Linked DNA regions of Homo sapiens: region 1 is linked to region 2. Evidence: chromatin contacts called from ENCODE Hi-C or POLR2A ChIA-PET data. All regions are on one chromosome and are shown on one strand. Each heading gives the region's core, a stretch centred on a gene start or an enhancer-like site at or near the end of the contact. The rest is flanking DNA. Distances are from core to core; before and after follow the strand shown. Region 1 holds the start of RILPL1 (Rab interacting lysosomal protein like 1). Region 2 overlaps CCDC62 (coiled-coil domain containing 62).

Region 1 (2,700 bases), core at 192-2,691, 720 kb before region 2:
ATTTATTTATTGTATTATATTATTATTTTGAGATGGAGTCTTGCTCTGTCACCCAGCCTGCAGTGCAGTGGCGCGATTTCGGCTTGCTGCAACCTCCGCCTCCCGGGTTTAAGCAACTCTCTGCCTCAGCCTCCTGAGTAGCTGGGATTACAGGCATGCGCCACCATGCCCGGCTAATTTTTGTATTTTTAGTAGAGACGGGGTTTCACCACCTTGGCTAGGCTGGTCTTGAACTCCTGACCTCGTCCACCTCAGTCTCCCAAAGTGCTGGGATTACAGGCGTGAGCCACCGCGCCCGGCCAACTTTTAGATTTTTAATCAATACGTGCCACGTTGGGGTGCGCTTTATGGCTACAAGGGCATTAAGATTTCTTCCCTCAAGGAGCCAAGATCTGACGGTGGAAACCTACCTGCAACCACACGGTGAAAACTCAGGATGCTAAGAGCAATCCTGATGGGGCAAGCAGGGGACTGTGAGTTTGCAAGGGGGTCCTTAACTCCTGCGTGGGGGGCGGGGAGGGTGGATGGGGTTCTGGGTTCAGGAAACGTTCTCCCGGGAGTGGGAGGGGGTCTGATGGACAAGTGGATTTGGCCAGCCCAAATGGACAGGGGGCCTTGGGACAAGAGAACTCGTGGTGCTGGAATGCCAAGCGGGCTTCGCTCTACTGTGAAGTGGCGTTCATGTCACAAGGAGCCAGTGATGGATGTGGCTCGGGGAGGCGCGCCCTGGGGCTCCGGGGATCCAGCATTCCTCGACACGTCGGCCCCTCTCCGGGCGCCTCTGCAAGTCCGCCTGGTGGCCGGGTCTGCGCGGAGTGTCTGCGGGCCGGGGGGGGTCCCCGTTCTCTTCCTGGGATGAGCCCCAGCCCGGGGACCTCCTCGTGACCCCTCCATCCCTCTCCAAGGCCGGGGCCGCTACCCGGAGCAGCGAATCGTCCCGCGAGACCAGCGCCCCCGGCCCCCTCTCCCGGGGCGGCCTGGACCCCTCCCGGCGGCCGGGTGGTGGGAGGAGTCAGCGCCGGGCGGGGGAGGGGCGGCCGGGGCACGGGTGAGGGGCGCCGCGGGTCCGGCGGCTGGAGAGGGGGGCCCGGAGTGCAGGCCGCGGAGTCGGCGCTTGGGGGGGTACCCCGGGGCGCCCCCGGGCGGCGGAAAGCGGGCGCGCCCCTGGCCAGGCCGGGATTGGGGCGGGGCGCGCGGCCTCCCTGTGGGGAAGCGATCACCCGGCCTCGCAGCCGCCGCCGCCAAAGTTTCCCGGAGGAGCCGCGGGCCGCCCTTCCTCTCCGGCCCCGCGCTCTGCCGCCCCTCAGGCCCGCACCGCCCCGAGGCGCCCGGCCCGGCTCCATTGAGCGCAACTCGGATCCCAACTTGGGAGGCGCCGCGGGCCTGCGCACGCGCGCGCCCTCCCCGCTGCCGCCGCCGCCGCCGCCGCCGCCGCCGCCCACTCGGGAGCAGCTCCGGGCCGAGCCGGGCGCCCAGACCCCGGGCCCGCACACCCCGCGCCGCCGCCCGTGCCCGCGCCCGCGCCCGCCGCCCGCTGCCCGCTGCGCCCTCGCCCCAGCGCCCGCTGAGCGCGCCCGCCCGCGGCCCAGGCTGGGCCCGGCCGGCCCGGCCCTCGACAGCGGCAAGTTTGGGAGTTGCACGAGTTTGCGGGGCGGGGGACAGGCCAGGAGGGTGGCCATGGAGGAGGAGCGGGGGTCGGCGCTGGCGGCCGAGTCGGCGCTGGAGAAGAACGTGGCCGAGCTGACCGTCATGGACGTGTACGACATCGCGTCGCTTGTGGGCCACGAGTTCGAGCGGGTCATTGACCAGCACGGCTGCGAGGCCATCGCGCGCCTCATGCCCAAGGTCGTGCGCGTCCTGGAGATCCTGGAGGTGCTGGTCAGCCGCCACCACGTCGCGCCCGAGCTGGACGAGCTGCGCCTGGAGCTGGACCGCCTGCGCCTGGAGAGGATGGACCGCATCGAGAAGGAGCGCAAGCACCAGAAGGTGGGCGGCGGCCTCGGTCTGTCCGTCCGGGCAGTGGGACCGCGGGGACCCAAGGGCTCTTCCGCATTGGGCAGCTGTGGGTGCGCACGTGTGTGTGTTCAGGGACCGGACCAGAGGAGACCCGACGTGGGGAGGGAGGGAGGCCCTGGCCTTCTTTTGCCCGACCAGGGGTGGCTGGCAGATACCACCCGAGAGATTAAGAGCTGTTCTCTGGAGTTCCAATCCCACCTTTACCGTTTAATAGCTGTGTGACTTTAGGTAAGTTACTTAACCTCTCTGTGCTTTATTTCCTCACCTGTCAAATGGTAATCATAATAGGACCCACCTTAGAAGAATTAAATGGGACCATATAAGCTAAGTGCTTAGACATATTATTCTCTTCCAGACATGAAATAAGCCTCTTGGCCTCCCGAGTTACCAAGAAGATGTGACATCAGGCCCAGGACCCTTTCTTCATCCCCCCCCCCCCCAGTCTCCCCAGAGCAAAGGGAATGTGACCTCCAGCCACTGAGCTTCGTGACCCCTAGTCTTCGGGTTCATATTTGCAACTTTCTTCCCGGGACTCCCCTAGCTTATGAACCTGTGGTAGCCCGTGTTCTCTCCTCTGATTTTATCCTTAATCCTCACAGGACTCTATAGAGACTATCTTCATTTTACAGATAAAGAAACCGAGGGTCACAGTGGGAGGAGCAATTTGTCCCAAATTAGTGGTGA
Region 2 (2,700 bases), core at 96-2,595:
AAAATTAAAATTAGGCCGGGCAGGGTGGCTCATGCTTGTAATCCCAACACTTTGGGAGGCCAAGGCAGGTGGATCACTTGAGGTCAGGAGTTCGAGACCAGCCTGGTCAACATGGTGAAACCCCGTCTCTAATAAAAATGCAAAAATTAGTGAGGCATGGTGGCAGGTGCCTGTAATCTCAGCTACTTGGGAGGCTGAAACAGGAGAATTGCTTGAACCCAGGAGGCAGAGAATTGCAGTGAGCTGAGATCGTGCCATTGCACCCCAGCCTGGGCAACAAGAGCAAAACTCAGTCTCAAAAAAAAAAAAAAAAAAATTAAAAGTCCATATCTGTTAGAGAGACATCATGATCATGAAATATTTATGAGTGACATGATATGATGCTGAGCTAAAATGCTTCCAAAGAAAACGTGTATGGATGGGGTAAGATAAAATCGATGGTGGTCAAAGGTGAGTGACCGTGCCATTCTTTCCACTTCAGTGCATATTTGAAATTTTCTTTCTTTCTTTCTCTCTCTCTTTTTTTTTTTTTTTTTTTTTTGAGGTGGAGCTTTGCTCATTGCCAAGGCTGGAGTGCAATGGCACAATCTCGGCTTACCATAACCTCCACCTCCGGGGTTCAAGCAATTCTCCTGTCTCAGCCTCCCGAGTAGCTGGGATTACAGGCATGTGCCACTATGTCCGGCTAATTTTGTATTTTTAGTAGAGACGGGGTTTCTCCATGTTAGTCAGGCTGGTCTTGAACTCCTGACCTCAGGTAATCCACCCGCCTCGGCCTCCCAAAGTGCTGGGATTACAGGCATGAGCCACCACGCCCGGCCTTGAAACTTTCTATAATAAAATTTGGTTTTTTAAAACATTTCCAGCTGGCCGTGGTGGCTCACGCCTGTAATCCTAGCACTTTGGGAGGCCAAGGTGGGTGGATCACTGGAGATCAGGAGTTTGAGACCAGCCTGGCCAACATGGTGAAACCCTGTCTCTACTAAAAATATAAAAATTAGCCGGGCATGGTAGAGTAGGCCTTTAGTCCCAGTTACTTGGGAGGCTGAGGCAGGAGAATCACTTGAACCCGGGAGGTGGAGGTTGCAATGAGCTGAGATCGTGCCACTGCACCTCAGCCTGGGCGACAAGAGCAAAACTCTGTACCCGCCCCCTCCAAGAAAAAAGTCCCCAAGAATTTATCTTCATATGCCCCAGATCATTAGAAAGAGGAAGTTTGGGTCCAGTGACATCTAAGTGTAACTTTTTCCTCCTTAAAACAAGCATGTTCCCTTTCCTCCCTAGAGACACAGAAACTCTCCCTCTAACAGAAAGGCCGCCCTGCCGGTGATATTTGCACACTGGTGTTCAGTGGTGTGTTTGGATGTGACAAATATAGTCAAGAGAAAATGAAACGCATACATTTGTGGCACTGCCAGTGAGATTCTCATGGCTGATGGGCAGCAGTGTGCTCAGCTCCAGGTCCGTCACCATCTGACGAGATTCCGCCAGCAAACGCTGGAGCTTGCTCGTGGGCGAGAAATCATCCTGGGAGGGTAACACAATTGAAGCCTACAGGAAATTAAGAGGCACCTTTAAATGCTTAGGTTTACAAACACAAATGCTAACTACCTAGGAATATTGTTTTCTTTTTTCTTTCTCTTGCTCTGACGCCCAGGCTGAAGTGCAGTGGCACAATCACAGCTGATTGCCTCAAGCTCCTGGGCTCGAGTGATCCTCCTGCCTCAGCCTCCTGAAAAGCTGGGACCATAGGTGTGTGCAACCACACCGAGCAATTTTTTTTTTGGTAGAGGTGGGATCTCACTATGTTGCCCAGGCTGGTCTTGAACTCCTGGCCTCAAGTTACCCTCCTGCCTCGGCCTCCCAAAGTGCTGGGGTTATAGGCGTGAGCCACTACACCCGATCACCTGTGAATATTTCTTTGTCTTTAGGTGTTACAAAGCAAAGCTGGACATCAAATAGTAGAATAAGAATAACTAAATTCATTCCTTTTCTTTCTTTCTTTCTTTCTTTCTTTCTTTCTTTCTTTCTTTCTTTCTTTCTCTCTCTCTCTCTCTCTCTCTCCCTCCCTCTCTCTCTCTTTCTTTTTTTTTTTTTTTGAGACGGAGTCTCGCTCTGTCACCCAGGCTGGAGTGCAGTGGCATCATCTCGGCTCACTTCAAGCTCCACCCACCTCAGCCTCCCAAGTAGCTGGGACTACAGGCACCCACCACCATGCCTGGCTAATTTTTTTTTGTATTTTTTAGTAGAGACGGGGTTTCACCACGTTAGCCAGAATGGTCTCAATCTCCTGACCTCGTGATCTGCCTGCCTCAGCCTCCCAAAGTGCTGGGATTACAAGTGTGAGCCACCGCACCCGGCCTCTTTTTTTTTTTTTTGAGACGGAGTTTTGCTCTTGTTGCCTAGGCTGGAGTGCAATAGTGTAACCTCAGCTCACTGCAACCTCCACCTCCCGGGTTCAAGTGATTCTCCTGCCTCAGCCTCCCGAGTAGATGCGGCTACAGTTGCCCGCCACCACACCTGGCTAATTTTGTATTTTTAGTAGAGACAGGGTTTCACCATGTTGGCCAGGCTGGTCTTGAACTTCTGACCTCCAGTGATCCATCCGCCTCGAACTCCCACAGTGCTAGGATTACAGGCGTGAGCCACTGCACCCAGCCCCCTTTATTTCTTAGAACCTACTCAGTTAAATAATTTGAC

What was found. Hi-C counts contacts between places; a loop is a spot of excess contacts on that map. ChIA-PET counts read pairs that join two places held with the same protein, here RNA polymerase II (POLR2A). Pooled maps may share reads with other maps.
Region 1: a pooled map shows a loop between it and region 2 (2.0-fold over the local background). The contact joins the promoter of RILPL1 here to the enhancer-like site in region 2. A Hi-C loop is called at or near these places in 1 of 50 pooled maps. POLR2A ChIA-PET finds 5 or more read pairs at or near these places in 5 of 52 experiments (BJ, HepG2, K562 and 2 more).

What each region holds. Positions count from the first base shown.
Region 1 is chr12:123,532,460-123,535,159 of GRCh38, reverse strand. It overlaps RILPL1 (Rab interacting lysosomal protein like 1), which reads left to right and starts at 1,441. Exons shown (of 7, transcript NM_178314.5): 1 at 1,441-1,986. The coding sequence starts at 1,678. RefSeq lists silencers at 513-698, 718-1,407 and an enhancer at 1,623-2,440.
Region 2 is chr12:122,812,121-122,814,820 of GRCh38, reverse strand. It overlaps CCDC62 (coiled-coil domain containing 62), which reads right to left. Exons shown (of 13, transcript NM_201435.5): 11 at 1,402-1,551. Among named protein-coding and RNA genes, the nearest start is that of HIP1R, 22 kb to the left of the region's middle. RefSeq lists an enhancer at 1,144-1,223 and a silencer at 2,409-2,584. Within about 2 kb of position 1,345, at least 2 of the 41 ENCODE cell types and tissues checked have a DNase peak (open chromatin) inside an H3K27ac peak, as active enhancers do.